3 separate regions of the Homo sapiens genome follow, and regions 1 and 2 are each linked to region 3. The links are chromatin loops, found by intact Hi-C in ENCODE. Cell type or tissue: IMR-90. All regions are shown on one strand. Region 1 overlaps PDE4D (phosphodiesterase 4D). Region 2 overlaps PDE4D (phosphodiesterase 4D). Region 3 overlaps PDE4D (phosphodiesterase 4D).

Region 1 (8,000 bases), 330 kb before region 3:
GATTATACCCATTTATACAGAGCAGTCTGCAGACAATGGCTATTTGATAAACGGGAAGGAGATAGTATAGAGTCCTAACCCCTTCCTCTAAGTTTTAGAAACCCCAACTGAACCAGAAGAGGCCTCCATTGAGCCTTTAACCCTGTTCCTACTCTTCTTCCTGTGGTGCTCACACTGAGAACATTTCCCCACAAACACCCTGCATCCCAATCTCTATCTATCTCGGAGTATCTCAGGGAACCAGATCTGCACCACAGACATTCCCTTCATTCCTTGTTTCAGCCCCACACCTCATCCCTGCAGGGTGCTACATCTTCTCTCTCAGAGTCCTGACCCTTTCTGAGAACATTTCTCTAGAAAATAAATCTTGGGTATTTCTGTGGTAGGGTGTGCGGGTAGAAACAGGAGCCTTGGATAGGATGTGGGGAGGCAGCCTTCTCTTCCATTCTCACACCTTTCCTTTTAAATTCCTCCATTTAATTACAGATAATATGAACATATGGTCCATTCACTACAATTGATTAGGAGTCCATTCTTTTAGATTGTTGGTTCATCTCTGTTGGCATGAATTAAAAACAATTTTATCTATTAAAAGTAGAAAAGGTATAAGAACATTTTCCAAACTGTTACATTGAATACTAGTTTTTGAGATGTTAAGAGTCCAGTTGAATAATAAAAACAAGAAAAAGACTAGAGAGTCAAATAATTTGTAAATATGGCTTCAAAATCTTAAAGAAAATATTTCTTTTTATTACGTGACTTCTAAGAGCTTTAAATATACTAATTGGAATGTGACTATTCTAGAAGGTGGAGAGCATTTGCAGAGTAATTAGACCATTCCCCTGTAGACGGCAGTTAATATCAGAGTAAGCCATGTTTTAGAATATGACTTGGGCCTGGGCATGGTGGCTCATGTCTGCAATCCCAGGATTTCTGGGAGGCTGAGGTGGGAGGATAGCTTGAGCCCAGGTACTCCAGCCTGGGGCACAAAGCAGGACCTTGTCAAGAAAGAAAGAAAGAAAAAGAAAAGAAGGGCAGGGCAGCGCAGGAGGAAGGGAGGGAGGGAGGGAGGGAGGGAAAGAAAGAGAAAGAGAAAAGACAAAAAGAAATATGCCATGGGAATTGCTGCACAAAGCATCTTAATCTAAGTTTTATACTAATCACAGGGCTTCTATTACTCCTACAAGAATTCCTTTACCTTAGCTGGAGAGGTAAAATGAATTGCTAAACACTTAAAAACCAGCATGACTGTACCAAGGAATAAAACATGTTAACTCTGTTTCAGGTGAGTGCTTTCTCCATTACATCAAATTGCCTGCTTACTTAAAATTAATCATAATATTTGAATTAGGATCACGTAATGTAAAAAAATCTCATTTCCCAGAATATTCTACACTAGAAATCAATTTCTCACTATCCTGCTGAAATTTGTCCAAGCAATCTGCATATATTTTTAAATCTATCTTTTTTATCTCTAGTTCAGCATGTGCCATAATGTTCTCTGTGGAGCACCCAACCCCATTACTCTGTAAGCAAACAAAAAGTTAACTATTTAATAAAGTTTGGAATATTTTGCCTATGTATCTCCTTCCTGGATATTTACAATATTTATTTAGCTTCCAGTAATATATCAGTTTAATTTTATGAAGCTCAGCTTATTTGACCATGCAACCATTTTGCAGGTAGTACCTGTTGATATTAGCATTCCACAAAACCTACTTTGGGAAATACTAACCTAGGTTACTAAGGTTCATACTAGCAAGAGATGAATAAGACTAACTATTATAAATAATAATGGAGAAAAAAAGAGCTCCAATGATCTGACACAGAGAAATGGATTTTATGAAGGGACATGATTTCTCAATGAGAAAGAAAGAGGAAACAGAAAACTAATAGTTCCATTGTATTTCCATAGTTAGGGTGGCGTATGGTTAGGATTCTTTGTTCAGTTTTATAAACCTCGTACTGTCATGACTTCATTAACCCAAGGCTAAGCTGTAATTCTAAAAGGTATATATATATTTAAAAATTGACAAATAAGAATGTATATATTTATGATGTAAAACATTTTATTTACATAGATGTATACATTGTGAAGTGGCTAAATCAAGCTAATTAATATATACATTACCTCACAAACTTATCTTTTTTTGTGGCAAGATCACTAAAAATCTACTCTTTTAGCTATTTTCAAGTATGCAATGTATTGTTGTTAACTATAGTCACCCTGAGGTACAATAGATCTCTGGAACTTATTCCTCCTGTTTAACTGAAATTTTGTGTCCTTTGACTAACATTGCCCCAGTCTTCAGCCCCCACCCATCAGCCCTGGTTAACAACCATTTTATTCTGTTTCTATGAGTTTGACATTTTTAGCTTTCACATTTAAATGAGATCATGTGGTGGTTGTCATTCTGTGCCTGACTTATTTCACTTAACATAACGTCATCCAGATTCATCCATGTGATCCCAAATGACAGGATTTCCAAAATATATAAGGAACTCAAAAAGGTCAATAGTATGAAAACAAATAACTTGATTAAAAAACAAGAAAAGGATCTAAACAGATGTTTCTCAAAAGAAGCCATACCAATGGCCAACAGGTATATGAAAAAAATGTTCAACATCACTTAATAATCAAGGAAATGCAAACTAAAACCACAATGAGATATCAACTCATACCTGTTAGTACAAAAAAGATGAAAGATGGCAAGGATGTGGAGAAAAGGGAAGATGTTTACACTGTTGGTGGGAATGTATATTCACATAGCCATTATGGAAAACAGCATCGAGGTTCTTTAAAAGCTAAAAATAGTACTACCATATTATCCAGCAGTTTCACTACTAGGTATATATCCAAAGGAAGTGAAATCAGTGTGTCAAAAAGATATTTGCACTCCCATGTTCATTATAGCATTATTTACAATAGCAAAGATACAGAATCAACCTAAGTGTTCATCAACAATGAATGGATAAAGAAAATGTGGTACACACACACACACACACACACTCACACACTAGAATTCTACCCAGCCCTGAAAAAGAAGGAAATCCATAATAACATCTTTTATTTTGGATAGAATGGACATCAAGGGTATTTGTGACAGATATACCATGAATGACATGAACCTAATATTAAATATTTATTTTTGTTGATGTAAGGAACATTAATAGCCTAGAAACTATAAGTTTTAAGATTTAGCTTAGGAACTCAAACGATGTAGCAAATATATTTCATCATGATTTGATCTATCTATATCAATCTTATAAAATTGTGTGAGCATGAGGTTTTGGGGATGAAGAGATAATGGAATCAAATTTTAGCTTTTACCCCCAAACCTTCTAGACTTTAATTGTATATTATGTAAAATGTAAGTATTTAAAATATGAAGTTCATGAATGGGTTCATGAGTCAACCGCAGGGGAGTTGGTGAAGCCCCTGAAACTATATGAAAAATTGTGTGTACATTTACATTTTTCAAGAGAGATTTGATCTAGTCAAATTTTCAAAGCACCCTGAGATACCCAAAAAGTGATAGACCCCTTAAAGAGATAATCTCTAAGAATTCTGTCTCCTTTTTCATTAACAGTTTTATAAGCTTTCTTATGAAAAGTATGTCATGTTTATGATATTTAGTAATTTCTTTGCTGAGCCTTCATTTTTAGCTATTCAAGAAATTTAAAAGTAAATTGTAAATATTACAATTAGTTTCTAAGGATTGTTTAAAATATCATTAATTATATAAAATTTTAATATATATTTTCAGTTCTTCAGCTAGGACAGACAGAGCCTCTTTAAAAGATTTTATTTGATGCTGGGAAGGGTGCTGGGAAAAGAGAACTCCTATACACTGACGATGGGAATGTATATTAGTACAGCCATAATAGAAAACAGTATGGAAGTTTCTCAAAAAACTAAAAATAAAACTATCATATGATCCAGCAATCCCACCACTAGGAATTTATTCAAAGGAAAGGAAATCAGTATATTAAAAGTACACCTGCACCCCCATGTTTATTGCAGCACTATTCACAATAGCCAAGATATGGAATCAACCTAAGTGTCCTTGATGGAACTGGAGGTCATTACAATAAGTGAAATGAGCCAGGCACAGAAAGACAGATATGGCATGTTGTCACTCATATGTGGGAGCTAAAACAGTGGATCTCTTGGAGGTAGAGAGTAGAATGATGGTTACCAGAGGCTGGGAAGAGAGAGGTGGGATGAAAAGAGGTTAGTTAATGGGTACAAGCATATAGTTAGATAGAAGAAATAAGTTCTAGTGTTCGATAACACAGAAAGGTGACTATAGCTAACAATAATTTATTGTATATTTCAAAATATCTGGAAGAGCTGAAGTGTTCCCAACACAAAAAATAATAATCGTTTGAGGTGATGGTTATCTTAAATACCCTGATTTGATCATCACACATTGTATGCATGAATCAAAATATCACATGTACCTCCTAAATATGTATAATTATTATGCATCAATACAAATATTTACAGTAAAAAGGAGATTTGAATTGTAAGAAAAAAAGAGAAGAAATTCTATTTTTGCAACTTATAATAGTTATTATTTGTGTGAGATACTCACTTGCCCACAAGATGGCGCTCTCTAATTTTGGATATACTATTTTCCCAAACCAATTTCTCAAGAAGTTATTTCTAAAGTGTTCTCTTCCCTGAAAAATAATATTTACAATAAATTATTCTTCACTACTGTTTGATTTTCATGCTTGAACATCTAACAATGCATGACAAAGTATATGTTAATGTTTTTGTGTGAGTGGATTGATGAATGGATGTTTCAGACATTCACAGAATGTTTACTAAATTTCTGCTGCATAAACAGCTTTGCACAGTGGATTTATAAACAAAGAAACAAAAGGTGTTAAAGTATAAAGAGCAAATCAGGGTTACTATTTTTCAAGTTAATATTTTTATATCCAAGAGTTTCATATTTAAATGAAAAATGATTGTTATAGACATGTAAATGTACAGCAAAGAGAAGACATCGGTTCAGTTAGGTAAAAGACCTTATAAGTTGTTGTGACTTATGAAGAACTTTAAGGTTTGTATGAGAAGGAGGTAAGGGGAAGATATTTAAGAGGCGGCAAATAACATAAGAAATAGCTTGAAATTATGTAGTCATGCCATCCCAAAATAAAATGGCCTCCCATTAGATAAGGCTAGATGAGTTACAGAGGGTGGTAAAAGTCACTCCAAGAGGAAGAAAAGGTAACTAATATTTACTGAGAACATAATATAACTCATACTGTTATTTAATGATCTTTCCCCACCCTTGAAAATACGTGGATGTGCCTCTTATTAGAGTGTTAGAATTATGGTGCTATATTTGGATATTTTGAGTAGGTTGCACTTCCCTAAATGTTGTACTAAATCCCAGTATACAGTCACCAGAGGAATAGAGATTTCCCAGAGAGGAAATCAGAGTTAAGGAGGTGAGCCTTAAGTAAGCATAGGAGGAGACTAAACTTCTCTGTCTTGATTCTCAATCTCTTGAGTAATGACTATGTCTTGTGGAGCCCTCTCTTGTGGGAAAGTTAAAGATGGCCTCTGCTGTCCAGTGTGAAGAGGGAGTCAGAAGAAGAGTTTCTCCTAGGGGACTTCATTTGAATAAGATATCTCCTATGATAGAACAAATTATCTAGTTTCATGTTACTTTGATTCTACATAGTTTGTCAGTAAAGTGTTGCTTTAAAATTCCTGCTTTGTCTCAGCTGTTAAACAAAGAAAAGGATTTTTTTAAAACCCACATTTAGATCAAATTGACTTAAAAAGAGTACCTGTCTGTCCAAAGGATGATGGTAGTGAGAACAACAATGAGAAAGACCCTGAAAAAAAGAATTCTGCTTCTCACTGATCTCTCTTTCTTCCCTTATTCCCCTAAAGTCATCTCCAAATTAGGAGTCAGAGGGATCTTGTTAACATCTGTTTAAAGGTCTTTGTTTAATAAGGCAAAGCCACTAGTAAGATGAATAGAGCTCTGAGTCCCCTTCTGTTTCATCTCCAACTTTTTCCCTTATTCTCCACTTTGCTACTTCACTCCAGCCACCAGGACCTTCTTACTGTCCCTCCATGATGGCAGGAGGACTTTTTGTACCTCCTTCATGTTTGCTCACATGCTACCTTCTGAATGAGGTCTTTCCTAACACCACTTAAAATTCCACCACCCACCACACACACATTCGTTAACCTCTTCTCTAATACACTTTTCTTCATGGTATTTATCACAAAATCTTCCCCATACATATTTTTAAATATAGATATATAAATAAATATATATTTCTATATATTACATATATATATAATATATAAATTATTTTCATCTTTCACTCCCAGCTGGAATATAAACTCCACAAGGGTAGAATTTTTGTCTGTTTCATTCACTGCTGTATTTTTTTTTACAGTACAGAGAAGAAAGCTCAGAACATAGTATGCCTTCTGTGATAATCCTGAGTGTGAACTTGAGTGGATGGAAGGATACAAAGTATTGATCCTGGGTGTGTCTGTGAGGGTGTTGCCAAAGAAGATTAACATTTGAGTCAGTGTGCAGACCCACTCTTAATCTGGGTGGGCACAATCTAATTAGCTGCCAGCGCTGCTAGAATATAAGCAGGCAGAAACATGTGAAAAGAAAGACTGGCCTAGCCTCCCAGCCTACATCTTTCTCCCATGCTGGATGCTTCCTTCTCTGAAATATTGGACTCCAAGTTCTTCAGTTTTGGAACTTGGACTGGCTCTCCTTGCTTCTCAGCCTACAGATGGCCTATTGTGGAACGTTGTGATTACGTGAGTTAATACTTAATAAACTACCCTTTATATATATGTGTGTGTGTCTATATATATATATATATATATTCCATTAATTCTGTTCTTCCAGAGAACCCTAATATACCTTGTCATATTTATTGAATCAACTTTTTAAAAGTCTAATTTCTGTGTTCTCTTGAAAAATCAGAAAGCCTGCCAACCCTGGCCTATATTTTCACATGATAACAACTGTGAGGAGCTCAGAAGTCACTGCGCATGCAGGTGAGGATATATCTATACCCTCCTTGCCCAGGATCCCCCTGCCTTCTCCATTTGAATAGCTCCTGGCTCCTGCAGATATGTGAGTTGTGACCTGCTGGAAGAGTCCTGAAAGGGAGAGTGACAGGATCAAATGAAGACTTTCAGTAAGTCACCTGGAAATAGTGTGTAGGATTAATTTAACGAGTCTGGAGGTTGATGCCTGTTAGTATCTGCTGTCGAAGTCCTGGCATGAATGGATGAGGACCTATGTGATGTGAACTCAGCTGAAGAATGAAAGACAGGGGAAGTAGAGTTTGAAGAAAGGATTAATTGAACCTGAGGATGGATTGGATATTAAAAATGAATGAAAAGAAAAAGTAATGATGACTAAAATTTCTAGACTGGATAATTAGGAAAATGTTAATTTCTGATGTAAAAGGGAACTCAGGAAAGAGTCAACCTAGGACAAAAATCAAAAGACCTACATATGGAAAGAAATATACTGATTTGAGTGAACCCAAGCAGAGTTTGAAGACACAGATTCAAAGGTATTTGACAACAAAAAAAGGACTTTGAGATCAATGCCAGAGATGGGGACTCAATTTTGCATACTGCTTATATACTGCCTACGTAAAGGCACTTTATGATAAAGAACATCTCAAAAAAATAACATATAGAACAAGGGGCAAAAATAGGGGATAAAAGAGATGATTCCCAATTATTGGTCAAGTGGTTGGAGTGAGAATTAAAGGCAAAATTCCTCTTCTCCCCCTCAAAATTACACACAACTACACAAACATATGTGTTAATGATTTTAGTGTGTTGAATCTGGCTGCTTCCACACTGCATGCATCCTACCTTTCTCCATTCACACCTGAGATAATCTCATTCTAGTGAAGTCTTACATTATAAATGACAACACCAATATTTAGGGACGTTCCTCTTTTTTCTTCACTGACTT
Region 2 (8,000 bases), 220 kb before region 3:
GTGTTAATTTCATGCTCTGGAGCTCTTAGGTAATTTTACAGAGTATGGCAAAGTGATAAAAGTTCAGGAGGTCCATCATCTATAACTACTTCTGTAGAAATATAGGGGAAACTGTAATTACATCCTCAGAAACTTATGCTTTCAAGTAAAAGGCAAATAAAATTAGTAAAATAACTTCATGCAACTCATGGCTATCCAGAGGCAGCTTTATTCAATGGAAGTGCTCTCACTGCTGGTTCACAGCAAAGGTTCCCATGACAACCAAGAATACACAGTACAGTGGTGATGCTGTTTGCCCAGGGATATCCTGTCATTAATATAAATAAGTAGATAACGATATCTAGTCTATAGGTATTATGATCCACAGCTGTCTATAAATGACAACTGCAGAGTAGAATGGAATGCTCAGAACTGAGTTTATTCCAAGTTCAATTAAAGTTTTATTTCCTTACTTTCTAAAAACATCAAAGTATATGCTTCTAAATTATTCTACTGTGTTTCACTATAATTTTCAAGTTTGGTTTCATCCTGGATTATGACCTTTCAGTGAGCTGGGACAGTAATGTGGCCCCAGGTATGGTGAGTAAGCCCACCTGAAATAGAAGGTGGTTTACTTTCTTGATATGAACAAAGGCTATTTTGGAGTTGGAACTCTCCAGAACAGTTAAAATGCATTTATATCTAAAGGTTCTTAGGTGTAAAGGAACATACATATGATTTTAAGCATATTTCTCTACTAGAAGTCTTATAATATTTCTTATCTGTTATTCTGTATTCCCATGTTTCCTGAAATACTGTGAACTTATTAAGACAAGAACAAAATGTCATTTACTTTTATATATTGGGTCTAGGATGAGTTGGTTTCTTTTATATATTGGGGTCTAGGATTACTTGATTTCTTTTGAAGAATCCTTGTAGAATGAACCAAAAGATAACAGATAAAAATATGCAATCAATAAATGTAATAGCATGTGCTAAATGTCATGTGTACCAGAATTAACACTTGGCCTATGAGAGATACAGAGTAATATAGGGCCCATTTGAATCCTAACACTGATTTGTCATCCTGTTTATTTAAGAAAGTTACATACTATAGTATTTCATAATATAGTTGAACAAAGTATCTGTTATATACATATGCACATTAAGCCACAATTCATTTTGCATTTGTAAGAAATTCAATATTATTTTGAGTAATTTGAAGGAAACACAATTCTTACAATTTGCATAACTGAGGTTCAAAAGGAAAGTCCACCATCTCAACCCAGTTAAATTTGGCTAACTAGTATGTACCAATCAATATAAACACGTGCTTTAAAAAAGTTACCCTAGTTCTCATTCCTAGGAAACATCAGCTGTGTAGCACCGGGATTCATTTCTGTTCTCATACAATTTAATTTCTGTAATAAAAAATCTATGTCCATTTTTTGATGTGTCATTGCTGATAGCTTTAAAGTGTTATACCTCTCTCTTCCCCTCTGTCCTACATTTGGGAAAACTGTTAAGAAAGCCCATGTGTTCTCTCCTTTGGTGATGGTGGGAAATTCAAACCACACCAGAGTCCACCCACACAAAACTCTCAGCATGGCCTCACCCACTAAAAGTCATAAAATCTCAAACCAGTCATTTTCCCCCTGCTCTCTCAAGCTACTTCAGACCTTCTTGGGAGGCCTGCTCTGCTCTCCCCAGAAAAACCTCATAATTTTATAAGTAATACATACTTTCATACTTTCTTGGTAGGGGTATATGTGTGTGTGTGTGTGTGTGTGTGTGTGTGTGTGTGTGCGTGCGCGTGTGTTTGTGTATGTGTGTGTGTGAAAGTGAGAGAGAGAGAAGTGTAGGGCTGCTCATTAGTCTTAACATTTGAACCATATTTTGGGTGGAGGCTTATCTGAATCCACACAATGGATACAACAGTTTCATCTTCTAGATCTTGGCTATTTGGTTCTCCTCTTCTGCTCCTTTCTTTGGGAGGGAAGTAAAAAGCTAAAATATGCATTCCCAGGTTATGCATAGAAGCTAACCTAAGGGAACTGCAGCTTTAATACAGCAAAAAGAACCCAGAGGAGAGTACAGAACTGATGTTATTATTAGCAGAAGTTGAAAACATTCACCTGCCTAATTCTGAGTTGGCTCTGGCATCAACAGTCTTTCTAGAATTTGTTCAAACAGCATTATTAGCAGAGGGTGCTGAGAAGAGCAGATTACCAGATTACTCTTTTTATGCCTACATTAGATTGGCCTCTTGCAGTGCATCAATATAAGGGTATGTGGTATCATTTCCAAGATGAATGTTAAGGAAATTCACACGGACAGGGGAAAGCAGGTTTTCTACACTTAAATAGCACATTCTCAAGAGGGAAAATGTCAACGTATGGCTTATTCATAGCACAATAGCTGTTTAAACTACAGCTTAGAATCTACTATGTGCCAAGCACTGTGCTAAGCATTTTACATTTTGCATATATCATTATTAGTGCCATTTTACTATTGGAAACCAAAAACAGATCCAGCAGTTGTCAGAGATAGAATTTCAACTCAGACTTACCTCATATTCAATGTCTATATTCTAATGAACTCATTCTAAGACTTCAGATTTACGTTGTTAAGACTATGAAGCTTTTTGCTTCCTGATAATCTCTGAATGTCTAATAGGCCTTTATAGCTGGCAAGCTTAGGAAAGAAGCACATTTTTTTTTCTGCTGGAATGTAGGGAGATATCTGTCATAGCTCATAGATGAAATATATAAAAACACTACATGGTATCCATTATTCATTTCAGCTCCATTGCCCTAAAGAAACATAACACCATGAATTTAGATGTAGCAAGACAATGGAATAAATGCTTTTAATTTTTTTTCAATAATTATGTCAAAATAGATATTCTGGGAACCGTGAGAAAGTAGAAAGTGTAGAAGTCATGTTGTTGACTTCAACATGCTTACAATATACCTAACATATGGCTCAGTAGTTTGTCTAGTTGTTAATAATTTGAAACATTGATTTGCTAAATTAATATAAATGGTTTCACATTACAAGTAAGGTAAGTATTTTAAAATACTAACTTTTCAAGACTTCATTTTTTAGAGGAGTGAGATTCACAGTGAAATTATGAAGGTATACAGATTTCCCATATGTAACATACTAGTTTTCAAGCATTAATTTTAATAATTCTTATATCCTGAGTTAGCATTTAAATTTATTTTATACCCTTAGTCTTTGGCAAAAAAAATGCTTCTGCTTAAAATAGCTTATTGGCTAAGAATCCATCATTTTAAAGAAAATTATGCATAATCAACAGGTATATAGTTTAAATAGAAAACAGCAGGGGGAGCTCAAAGACAGGTTGGACAAATTAAAAGTTGACTTCAAGAGTACTGAAAAATTATTTTAATAAAAATTTGAAGAGAAGAAGGAATATACTGTTAAATTATGAGATGATATTTTATACAATAATTTCCAGCAAAATAGCTAGCTAAATGGAGGAATAGTTTCCCATACAGAACACTTCAAAAGTCCAGAAAAAAAAATTAATGCACAGAATCACTAGACATCAGTGAAGTGAAAATTAAAATTACAATGAAATAACACTACATATTACTCAACTAGAATGGTTAAAATGAAAAAGATAATACGAAGTGTTGACAAGAATGTGGAGCTCTTAGAAAATAGAGAATATTGGTTGGAATCTAAATTGAAGAAGCTACTTGAGAAAACTGTCTGTCAGTCTTCAAAAAATGCATGCCTCATAATCAAGCAATTCCACTTCTGGCTATATACCCATCAGAAATATATATGCATTATACAAAAAGATGTATACAGTAATGTTCATAGCAGCATGATTTGTAATAGTTTCAAATAAAAATAAAACAAATATTTACCAATAATAAAATGGGCCAGGCACAGTGGCTCACACCTGTAATCCCAGCACTTTGGCAGACTGAGGCAGGTGGATCATTTGAGATGAGGAGTTCGTGACCAGCCCGGCCAAAATGGCAAAACCCCATCTCTACTAAAAATACAAAAATTAGCCGTGTGTAGTGGCAGGTGCCTGTAGACCCAACTACTTAGGAGGCTGAGGCAGGAGAATTGCTTGAACCCTGGAGGCAGAGGCTGCAGTGAGACGAGTTCGTGCCACTGCACTCCAGCCTGGGCAAAGCAGTGGAACTCTTTCTCAAACAAAACAAAACAAAACAAAACAAAACAATAAAATGAATAAATAATTTATAACATATTTGTATGAAGATGAAAATGAACTACAACTACATATATAAAGACAAATGTTCCTTTAGGCCCAGGAGTTTGAGTCTAGCCTGGGCAACAAAGCGAGACCCAGTCTATACAAAAAAATAAAATAAAATTAGCCAGGTGTGGTGTCATATGTCTGTAGTCCTAGCTACTTGGGAGGCTGAGGCAGGAGGACTGCTTGAGCCCAGGAGTTTGAGGCTGCAATGAGTTATGACTATGGTACTGTACTACAGCCTGGGTGACAGAGCAATACCCTGTCTCAAAAAAAAAAAAAAAAAAAGAAAAGAAAAGAAAAAAGAAAGATAACTTTTCCAAATACAGTGTTGAGGAAAAGAAGCTAGAGAACAAAGAACACACTCTCTTTGGTAAATAATATGAATATTATCTTAGAAATCACAATAGTAGTTACTCTGGGGTGGGGGCAGAATCTGAAAGGTACACAAATGGGGGCTTCTACAGCTTAGCAATATACTGCCTATTAATCTAATTGCTGCTTACATGGGTATGTTATCTTCATGGAAATTTACCACATTTTACATTTAGGTTTGTGTGCTTTTTCCTCTTATGGTATAATTCAACAAAATTTGCTCTAAAATTATACTGGATGATTGCTTTAAATCATTAAATTAAAAGTTTTTGAGGCTTGAAATTAAGAAAGCTTGGTCCCACAGGGATAACTAAGTACTAGAATTGTTTTTTGCTTTGTTTGTTTTTTTGTTTTTTTCCTGAAGGCATTTACCAATTCTTTGGGTTCCAGGGCAAGAATCTAAACAAGGGGCCTAAACAGAGAAAGAACTCACATTCAGACTTCACAGAAAGTCTTATACCCAAAAGTCAATACCTATAACTAGGCATGCTACAATCTTTCATGCAGAACAAGACTTGTCTTGGTTTCAGGCAGCATATTTAAAACAAATATTTCTTTCAAAAATTTCTAATCACAAGTGTATACTTGCGATATGTAATATGGCATTGGATATTTGCGTGGCCCAAAAGTTGAACATTTCATTTAAAGTAAATCTATAGTTAGCAGACATGCAGTTACTTAAATTATAAGCAAATCCTCTTTCGAAAAATACACTTTCAACACAGATAATTTCCAGAGATAAAATACTAAAGAGTATGAGCTCACATATGTAAAAAAATATAGAAAATGCATAAAAAAAATAAACTTGCCTGAGAGACAATCAGTGGAATAAACTGCACAGGTAGACCAACAAGATTACAGATATTGGAACTATCAAGGAACTAAAATAAAAAAAAATATTTAAGCTGTTTAAAGAAATGATAAAAAATTTAGTAAATGAGCAAAAGACAATAAAAATCAACACACATATTTAGAATAAAGACCAATAGAACTTCTAAAATTGAATGTCTAATAACTGAAATTAGAAACTCAACAAACAGGTGAAACAACAAATTAGACTCTACTGAAGGTTGAATTAGTGAGCCAGAAAACATATATGAATGAAACATTCAGAATGCAGTAGAAAAAGAAGTGGAAAATATGAAAGCAAGGTTAAGATAGGTGAATGACAGAGTGGGGCCAACATAAGTCTTACTAGGGTTGGGATAGATTAAAAGGAATGGCAACGAGGCAATATTTGAAACAATAATAGCTAAGAATTTTCCAAAATAAATAAAAGACACCAACACTCATATTTAGGAATACCAATACATTTTAAGTAAACTTTTGAAAAACTCAACTTCTGGATTCATTAGAGTGAAATTGCACAACAACAAAGATAAAAATAAGAATTTCAAAGCACCCAAAAAGAAAAAAGTAACACTGGTCAGACTGAAAAGTGATTTCTCAAAAGACAAGGTAGTATCGTATTTAAAGAGGTGAAGAGAAGTAGTTGTCAACCCAGTAATGCATACACAACAAAACTACCTTCCAAGTCTAAGCACAAAATAAGATAGTAAGAAAACCACACATGAAGAGAATTCCCTACTATTGGAGAGTCACTAGAGAAACTTCTAAAAGACATTTTTAAATAAAAAGGATGGTCTCAGATGCAAAAAAAAAAAAAATGCTGAGCAAAGAAAATGGAAAATGTGTTAGAAAATGTTCACCAAAGATGACTTACTACAACTATAATAATAATGATAATGTCTACAATGTAATACAAATATGAAGAGAACAAAAATCTATTCTTTTGTATTTTCTCAGGAGGACAGTAAAAGGGTAAAGATATTATTTAACTTCAGCCTTAAGTTACATATTTGGAAAATTTTTTAGGGTTATTATTAAAATAATAGAATTAGAGTTTAAAACTTACAAACTAGAAGGAAAAATACAATGAGAAAAGGGAGGAAATCACTTTGATCTAAAATAATGCCAGAAAAGACGTGAAAAGAAAACAAACATTAGAAAGCAGGATAAATAGGAAGCCTAAATTAATATTTTTGAATATTATAATTATATTATAAACTTTATAATTTTATATTAAGTTATAAATATATAAAATATAGGTTTATATTATAAACTTTATAAATTATATAAACTTATATATAATTATACTTTTGAATATAATTATATTTTTTGAATATTATAATTATAATTAATCCAGTGTTCATGAATTAACTAATATTTTCAGTTTAGTTTCAACAATGTCAAAGAATAGGTACTATACAAATATCTCTTCTGTTAAAGATGAACAAAATTAGAAATTAATAACAATGTATTTATTTAAAAACTCATTCCTTTGGAAAACATTTAAAAAGTACTTCTAAATAACACTTGAGTGAGAGAAGAAATCAAAGGGATTTATAAAATACTTAAAACTTAATAATAAATATATTATGCATCAAATATATGGGATTGTCACTAAAGCAATAGAATTAAATCACTGTATTAGAAATAAAGGCTAAAACTCAATGCACAAAGCAACTTACTTAGAAAAAATAGGAAAATAAACACAAAAAAGTAAAGGAAAATAATAATTATAAAAACAAATACTAATAAGAGAAAATACAGTAATAGAAATTCAAAAACAAACATGAATATACTAATTAAGTAGTCTGGCAATTTGACACAAACGAGATACAGAAATAGAGGAAAAGAGAAAACAGCAACAAAAAAATTTTAAAGAGAAAAGAGAAGAATGGGCATAGTATAAGAGACAGAGGTAGAGTTCCAGATAGGTAGGTAGGTAGCTAGCTAGTTAGGTAGACAGAAACAAAGGTAGAGAACATCTTAGTAGAGATAGACAGACATAGATAAAAAATAGTAAAAATTTAAAGGAGGCATGACTTACCTGGAAAAATATAGAGACAGAAGATGTAAATGAAAGAACTATTTCCCAGGTATATGGAAACAGCAGGAAAATGTAATGCATCTTGGAGAAATCATAAGGGTCTGAGTGAAAACTCTTTAGTTAAGTGAAGCAAAAGGAGCACCAGTGAAAAGTGGTGGCACTAGTGATTCCAGCAGATAGGCAAGGAGATCTGAAAATATAATTTCTCCTACTTAAACCGTTTTTTAAAATTCTTTCTGTTTCACTGTAAAACTTAAATCCAAGTACCGGTGATCGTAAGATTTAATTAGAGAAAAATAGAATTTGACTCATTTGTGATGCAAGACAAAATAAAATAAGATTAATAAGTAAGTTATCAAGCAGGTCTTACTCAAATAGCATCTTTTTGGTTACAAAATGACAGGGGACACAAATATGATTGTAGAATTTGACCTAGTAATCCCAGTTCTTAAAGATTATTTTAGTAAAATAAAAGCAGTTTAATTTAAAAGA
Region 3 (8,000 bases):
TTTGTGTGTGTTTTAAGAGAATGGTAGACTATTTACACACTTGTTAAAATGCTCACTTTTTTTAAGAGATGGGATCTTGCTCTGTTGCCCAGGCTGGAGTGCAGTGGCATGATTGTGGCCCGCTGCAGCCTTAAAATGCTGGGTTCAAGCAATCCTCCCACCTCAGTCTCCTGAGTAGCCAGGTATGTGCTATCATGCCAGGCTAATTATGTAGAGAGAGGGTCTTGCTATGCTGCCCAGGCCTGTCTTGAACTCCTGGACTCAAGTGATCTTCCTGCCTTAGCTTCCCAAAGTGTTGGTATTATAGGTATGAGCCAAAGTGTCTGGCCCTAAAATGCCCATTTCAACTACAGAATAAGAGTACCTGAGCAAGAGCATCTAGAAATCTGCTTTGTAAACAAGGACCCCTCAGGTAAGGGTAAGATTTCTAAAGTTTCAAGATCAACTGATTTAGTGAGTGGTAACTAAATGCTAAGGTGAGAATAAGAGAGCATGAAACACAAGATCAAGTGGTTTAATGGATATAAACCTGTAAACAGTTACAACTCTGTGTTTTAAGTACAACAACATAGTGGTGTTCAAGACCATCATTAAAGACAAGGAACACTGACCAGTGAAGGGAAACTCCTTCACAAAAGAGGGGAGGGCTAAGCCAAGTGCTGAAGAAAGTTCTCTTTTGCTGGTTCTCAGGGGTCAAGGCCCAGAGTGGCTGAAAATGAAATTACATAGAGTCTAAACAAGGGCCTTAGTATGTTTAGACTTCTCTAAGATAGAATTTCCATTATTTGCTTGATAAGAATCACTTGGGTTCTATACAAATGTAGATTTCCAAGCACTGTCCTCTTGTATTAGAGGTTCTCATTTAGTAGGATGGAGAAGAGCTCAGAAACCCAGCAGTTTTAACCTTAAAGAAACTGTTATAGGAGCAAGGGCCACAGAGAAGTCTTACTAAAATATAGGGGAGTAACACTTTCAGATTTATGTTTTAAACTAATATTTATAAGTCTTGTCTATTTTTCTCAGTTTAGATCGAGTTTAGCACCTAGTGAATCTTATCTGATTGTTATAGCCCAAACTGACCTCTTCATTTTATACATCATTAAACTTGGAGTTTGAATTATACTTTTACTTATTTCCTGTGTATTATTATTTCTCTTCTATTGTCAACCCTGAGGAATAGAAAGTTTGTCTCTCTGTATTCTTCGTAATGCCTGATGCAGGCATAAGAACACAGACACAAAGTAAAATTGGTTCTATGAATTCTCAGTACGTAGCCCTAGTTTTTAGGCATGTTAATCTGGAATACAATTTTAAAAGCTAACATTTAATGAGTGCTTATGTGCTAGGGACTACTGGAAGTAATTTACTTATATTATCTCATTTCATTCAATCAACAATATTGTGAGGTAGATGCTAGTATTGTCTCCATTTTACATATAGGAAAATTGGGGCTTAATCATTTTCCAAGGTAGGCTGGGTCCAGATCATATGCCCTTTATTACCAAGCTACACTGCTTCTCCCTACCCTGCCCCCTAAAAATGCTGTTTAAACAATGAATAGATAAAAGAAAGCAACAATGAGATTATAATCAGTAGCAATAATTTTTGAAATAATTAGGTCAGAGTCCTGCATAAAAGATGCTACTATAAACTATAAAGCAATCCAAATTATTCTAAATATTCCCAGGCTGAAATCTGCATCTGCCAGCTATGCATCATTGACTCCTACCTATGCTCTTGATTAAAAATCTCCTCTGTGTCTTCACATTCCCAATGGGAGTCGCATATCAGGAGAGGCGCATCCATGGGTGCAGCAAGAGTGACAATACATCACAGCCTCGACATCTGTGACAAGCCCAGCCTTTTGACAGTCTAGTGAGGGGGTGTGCATCTTGAATATTACCAGATGTGTCACAATCTTTGTTCCCCAAATACTTACTCCCTTTTGGATAACAAAACAGCAGAAGACACTACTCAGAACAATTAAAAAGGTTTGAATATTCCCATACCCTATAATTAATCTTCATTCAATCACAAGCATTTCTGTTCAATCTATTGCTTGAAATGAAATGCTAATAAGGCAAGAAAGCACAACTTTAGGACAATGCCAAAAATGGCCTTCGTTTCTCGTCTTTTGACATAAATAAGATGCTTTTGATCATATTAATGAGTGAGAAATGTGCAAGTCTCTAATACAAGATTCAGTTAAATTACATTCATCCTTGGAGATGAACAACCTGAATTTAAAAGGACAATTTAGGCTGAATAAAAAGTCAAAGCACAGTGCAACTAAAAGTTTATTCTAACTTAATTTAAAGTATTCTAGAACCTTTGCAAATCTTCATTGTCACACATTTTCACCCTTTTCCTCCAGTAGTTTTTTTCCCAACTTCTGCCATTTCTTTAATTCTTTCCATGTTCCTATGATAGTTATATTTATTCTGGATTTCCTATGTCTTTAAAAATTGTTTTAGGTGCTGGTTATTATCTATAAGAAATCTAAAGTGAGTAGAATGATCTGTCTCAAGACATTAAATAGACCTTGTTGGGGTTTATTAATTATTTCTTATAGAGTTACAAACAGTTTAGAGGGCTTATAGGTGAAACCTATCATAAGAAACAATGTTATATGTTGAACATTTAAGCTCCTTGTATACCAGGACATTACTAGGAATTTCACTTGAATCTAACTGGGCTCAGTATACTCCTATATACCAAAAGCCTTTATTGTTGAAGGTGCATAGTAGGAATTCAGTATATATACATGGAATAAACGTGTTTGCCCTTTTTCTGTTGTTGAATGCTTTTGGAAATTCAAGGAATGAATGTGAATGCTTTCTGATTTTTTTACAATTGCTTCATTATTATATAGTCATGGTTCAGCCTTCTTTATAAACTAATAATCTTACTAAATGCTTTCAACACTGATCAGGATGTGACTCACCTCTGTGTCAAATACAGAAGGTACTGAAGTCACATCAAAACCAAAGCAATTTTCATCCCTCATATTCAGGTCTAGTGGAATAGAACAGGAAAAGAGAATCTGCATATACCTTCAATGTTCTTGGGTGACAGAATACCTTAAAAAAACAAGTATACAAGGCGTTTCCTAGGACAGTCAAATGATGAAATATGGGCTTCAATCTCCTGGGTCCTCTAGTTTTCTCATGACCAGTATGTGAATATAGGCAAATTACCTGAATAACTCAACATGTTTTCTTACCCATATAAGAAAAGGAGAGTAAATACCTCATAGAATGTGGTAAAACTAAATGAGACATTACATGCAAAGCATTTAACACAGAGCCTAGAACAGAGTAAATGCTCAAGAAATACGGACTATTGTTATATTTCTGGGATTTGGATAATTTTTACTAATGTGGATAAATACAGATGAGGCGATCCTACAATGAGAAAAACAGAAGTTGTGATGTGTGAGACTTTTCATTTACATACAAACGGATATGGAAAATGGATTATGGATGCAATGTCCCTGATAGGAATGGCAAGGGCCTATTTGGGCATTATACTTTATTCCTGAATCATAGAAGAAATCCTATCACCAAAATACCCATATGGGTTTTCACATTAAAAAATATTTAAACACTTTCTTTAGAGATGCATTCTGAGACCCACGTAAGGAGTTGTCCAAACTAATATTGAATGCATTTGACATGACAGCTGGGTTTGAAAAAGTGCTTTCAGCAAAAGCAGAAGCCACTGGTTAACTTTTCTCCTTGTAGTTAATTACATTAAACAATTTTATCCCAAAAAGGGAAAGAGAGATTAAAATCCAGGTTATGGAGCATTCATTGAGGTTTTCTTTTCTTTTCTTTTTCCTTCTCTCCTTCCCTCAGGTAGCAGAAAATCATGAGCTTAAAAAGAAGCTGACCTGGCAATGTTTCCCAGACTTCTTTTATTCTTGACTTGGAAAAAGGAAAAATTGAGGGATTGAGGGATGGTGATTTTACTTGGTCCTTCTAGGACCTATTTGAAGACTCTTCTAGAGTCAGGTGTTGGTTGAGGTTCACAGCTAATTAATCACTGGAAACCTGGAGAGAATAGCCTGAGGTATTACAATAACCTAGGTATGAAGGTTTCTACACCCCAAATGGCCAAATTGCTGGCTACTTCTGGGATTATCTGGACACCTGAATCCTAAAGAATATGAAGTCCCAGGATCACTTCCTCAAGATGTCAAATTACTCTGATAGAGAAAGATAATTTTTATCTTATTTATTTTTTCCTTTCCAACCTTTATTTTAGGTTTAGAGGGAACATAAGCAGCTTTATTACATGACTAAGTTGCATTTTGTAGGGGTGTACAGATCATTTTGTCACCCAGGTAATGGGCATAGCACATGATAGGTAGTTTTTTGAGAAAGATGATTTTCAAGCAAGACTGGAAACAGAACAGGTAGCAGTTAGAAAATACATGTTTTTGTTTATTTATACTTAATTATGCATAAATAAAAGTGTAAATTATGAAGTCACGATGCCAGTAAATGCTTTTATTGGCTTGTCCACAGATGTCCTCCCTTCTCTAACCCCCTTTCTCCCAAAGTGGGTGTGAGTGCACCACCAGGTGGTGACATAATGAAATGACACATAGGGCATATAATGTCAGGCTGAGGAGAATTTTGGAGGTTCCAAGGATTGCTGGAAATAACTGCACAAACATGGCTCTATTACTAGAGCTTTTGTGTACTTGAGGTTTTATTTTTGTTTTTGCTGAAGCCCAATACAAATATATAACAACATTAAATTGCCATTTATGACTAGAATTTTAAAACCTAAGTCAAACATACTTTCATTGAACCTGGCTCTGCTTTTCATTTATTTTGTCACACAGGGCAAGTTATGTAATATTTTTGAACCTCACTTCTTCATCCATAAAATTCAGGATAATAATGGCTGCCATGAAATAGTTTAATTGGACCTTAAGACTGACTATCTCTCCAAGATTCTTTCCTCTTCTCCCTCCATTCCCCACCATCTCCATTGTCTACTTTGTTCCTTGGCTTTACCTTTCCTTCTGGTTTGCCCGGGGGGGATAAATACCCACTTGTACATCACCTCCTCAGGCAGCGCTGCTCAGCCCATACCTCCGTGCTCATGCCAGGACTCATATAGCCTTTAGCCTTTGCATTCTCCACACTGTTTAGTGTCACTTGTTTCCCTGAGTTTTGCTCACTGCTGGGCCTGTAGCACTGGGTCCATATTTCTATGCATCTTATTAACCTAGGCATTACACCCAAGATATAAACACATTGTAGATATTCAGTGACTTTTTGTTGAATATTTTTAAAGTATAACAAAAAGCCTTTGAAATACCAAGCAAAAAAGAGTACGTAAAAGAGCAAGAGGACTTTCTGAAGGAGTATATTCATTGCCCAAAAAAGGAGATCTATCCCTTGAGAGAGAACTGTAAATCTCTTCTACTCAGCTTGCAAATACAACTATTAAGATCAATGGAATGCACTGCATATAAAGTTGATTTATAGCCCTGGTTCTTTGTAAATGTTAATAGTAAACCTAATTTGAAATGTTATTTAAAAAGAAGCTACCATTTCAGTCTAAAGCATTTACTTTAAATCATTAAAAATTACTTTGTGTTCCTTCTCATTGGGATCTCTTGGACTTAGGAAACAATTTGAAATCCTAAGGGCTTTATTTAATTAAACAAACTCCATAAACATTAAAGTTAGTTGTTTTTTTTCATATAAATAACAGATAAGGTCCCTAAAAGATTGATTGGAATAAAGAAGACATTGATTTGAATCAGTCTCTAAACAATTATGTGACTTTGGCCAAATTAGTAAACTTCTGAGTCTCAATTTCCCCATGAAATGGTTAAGACCACCCTAAGGACTGCTATGAGGGTTGAATTATTAATGCCCACACCACTGTGTCTGGCACTGAGAAGGGTTAGCTCTCTTCTTTCATTTCATCCACACCTACTCTTCAACATATACATTTCTCTAAAGTCAATGTGTTTAATTTTTTTTAAGTTCAATGCTAACAAATATTAAATGCTTCTTTTCCCAACACTATAATTTTAACAAATGAGTTTCAGGCATATTTAAAAATGAGTTTCAGGCATTAGATCATGTGAACATAACTAATTATGTGAAACATTTTTGTCCAACTTCTACATAAATCATAGCTTCAAATTATATGGTCATAAGCCTACAAGATACTCATTGCTATGCACTGAATTATGTCCCCTTCAAAATTCACTTGTGGAAGCCCTAACCCTTTATGTAATAGTATTCGGAGATGGGTCTTTTGGGAGGTGATGAGATCATGAGGGTGGGGCCTGCAATGATGGGATTGGTGCTCTTATAAGAAAAGACACCAGAGAGCTTGCTCTTTCTCCACCATGTCAGAAGGCACTGACTGCAAGCCAGGAAGAGGGCCCCCAATAGAACCTAAACATGCTGGCACCCTAATTTCAGAACTTTCAGCCTCCAGAATTGTGAGAAAATTAATCTGTTGTTGTGTAAGTTATCCAGATTATAGTATTTTGTTGTAGCAGCTGGAGCTGACTAAAACCCTCATGTGCCAACGTAATATCGTTTTAGTTATAAATTTAATATTGATACAACTTTAGCTAAAGGAATAAAATCTGTATGAGAAACAATATAACTTTTCAACAGTATGAAGATATAGTTCTTCTTATTCATAAACACACATATACACTTGCATACATATATGTAAACTATATTTTGAATATAGAAGATCAACTATATAGAAGATCAACTATATAGCCATCTAGTTTAACTCATTGATCATTTAATTCAACAGAGTTGAGCGCCTGCTATGTGCCAGGCAATGCACTAAGCACCGATATACAAAGATAAGGGAGATACATTCTTATCTTAATTGAGCCCACAGCCCAATAGAGGAGAAAGTCAAAACATACGATATATAATAAGGTATGATAAATGCTCCAGATTATAACTAACATAATATTAAAAGTTGTTCTCATACTGTAGAACGGTTCTTCCCTAAAACTGTATCAACTCCACCTAAATTAATCCAACAATAGCCTCCTGACATTTTTACTTAGAGAGACTAATTTAGCAGGCATCTAAGGCAGAATAAAGTGTTTACCTCAACTTTTCTATCAACAATGTTAGAAGTGGAAAATACAACATAATTTTTGAGTCTCAGCTCCTGTCAATTTAAATGAAAATAGACAGTTGGTTCAGCATATGTTGATTTCTTAAAATCAGAAATAGATTTTCCCAGCAATACGCCTCAGGGAAAATAAAATGTGTGGGCTGGTTTATCCACGCATTAAAAGCAAGCTTCCAGCTGATGTTTGATTACATTCATGAAGAAAAAAATATTGTAATGAGAACATCCAATTACTCTTTCCACAGGAGTAAAAATTTCTGGTCTGAGAATTTGTTTCAAATCAGTGGTTAGAACATAAACAAACAAATAAAAAAGGGGAAATAAGTGAGAATGAGATCCTCAGAACAGCTACTAAATTTGAGTAGGCAGAGCATGGTTTCTGGAGTCCAAAAGCCTGTTTAAAGTCCTGACTCTAATGTCTACTGGTAAGGTGCTGGTGGGCAGGTTTCTTACCCTCTGTGAGCATGTTCTTTTACTCAGCAGTAACATGGAACCAAATAAGACCCATTGATAGAGTTGCTCAAAAGTTCAAGAGAATAATTTGAATTCTCTTTCTCTCAATGCATGCCATGTGTCTGACCTATGACAGGCTCTCAATACTTGGTAGACAATAGGAATTATTATTATTGGAAGGAAGAGAAATAAGAAGGAACAGCAACTTGAAAGACTACTATTGGCTTCATTGAAATAGGATCTTTGCATTTTGCCTTCTTTATCTTTGCATCTTGTCTTCTTTTTACTTTCTCTTCACACACGTGACCTAATAATAATAGCATCTGTAGTAACTGTTGTGTTATCATACAGTAGCACCCAGTTTTGTAGGTCTTATTTTACTTAATTTGTAGTCAGTAAACATA

Evidence for each region. A loop is a pair of places that touch in the nucleus more often than their neighbours do. Peaks named below come from ENCODE experiments on the same cell type or tissue, not always from the same donor. Only the 100,000 strongest peaks of a DNase experiment are listed, where the experiment ranks them.
Region 1: a loop joins it to region 3, with 4 times the contacts of the local background. A loop is called at or near these places in 12 of 110 quality-filtered maps.
Region 2: a loop joins it to region 3, with 8 times the contacts of the local background. A loop is called at or near these places in 13 of 110 quality-filtered maps.

What each region holds. Positions count from the first base shown.
Region 1 is chr5:59,385,639-59,393,638 of GRCh38, forward strand. The region is part of intron 1 of PDE4D (phosphodiesterase 4D); the gene reads right to left. Among named protein-coding and RNA genes, the nearest start is that of MIR582, 310 kb to the right of the region's middle. In IMR-90, a CTCF peak has its summit at 4,613 (motif pointing right); no DNase peak of the experiment used is centred here; H3K27me3 peaks cover 161 bases.
Region 2 is chr5:59,503,156-59,511,155 of GRCh38, forward strand. All of the region lies in intron 1 of PDE4D (phosphodiesterase 4D), which reads right to left. Among named protein-coding and RNA genes, the nearest start is that of MIR582, 200 kb to the right of the region's middle. In IMR-90, a CTCF peak has its summit at 3,332 (motif pointing right); no DNase peak of the experiment used is centred here.
Region 3 is chr5:59,720,115-59,728,114 of GRCh38, forward strand. All of the region lies in intron 1 of PDE4D (phosphodiesterase 4D), which reads right to left. Among named protein-coding and RNA genes, the nearest start is that of MIR582, 20 kb to the left of the region's middle. In IMR-90, a CTCF peak has its summit at 4,598 (motif pointing right); no DNase peak of the experiment used is centred here; H3K27ac peaks cover 229 bases.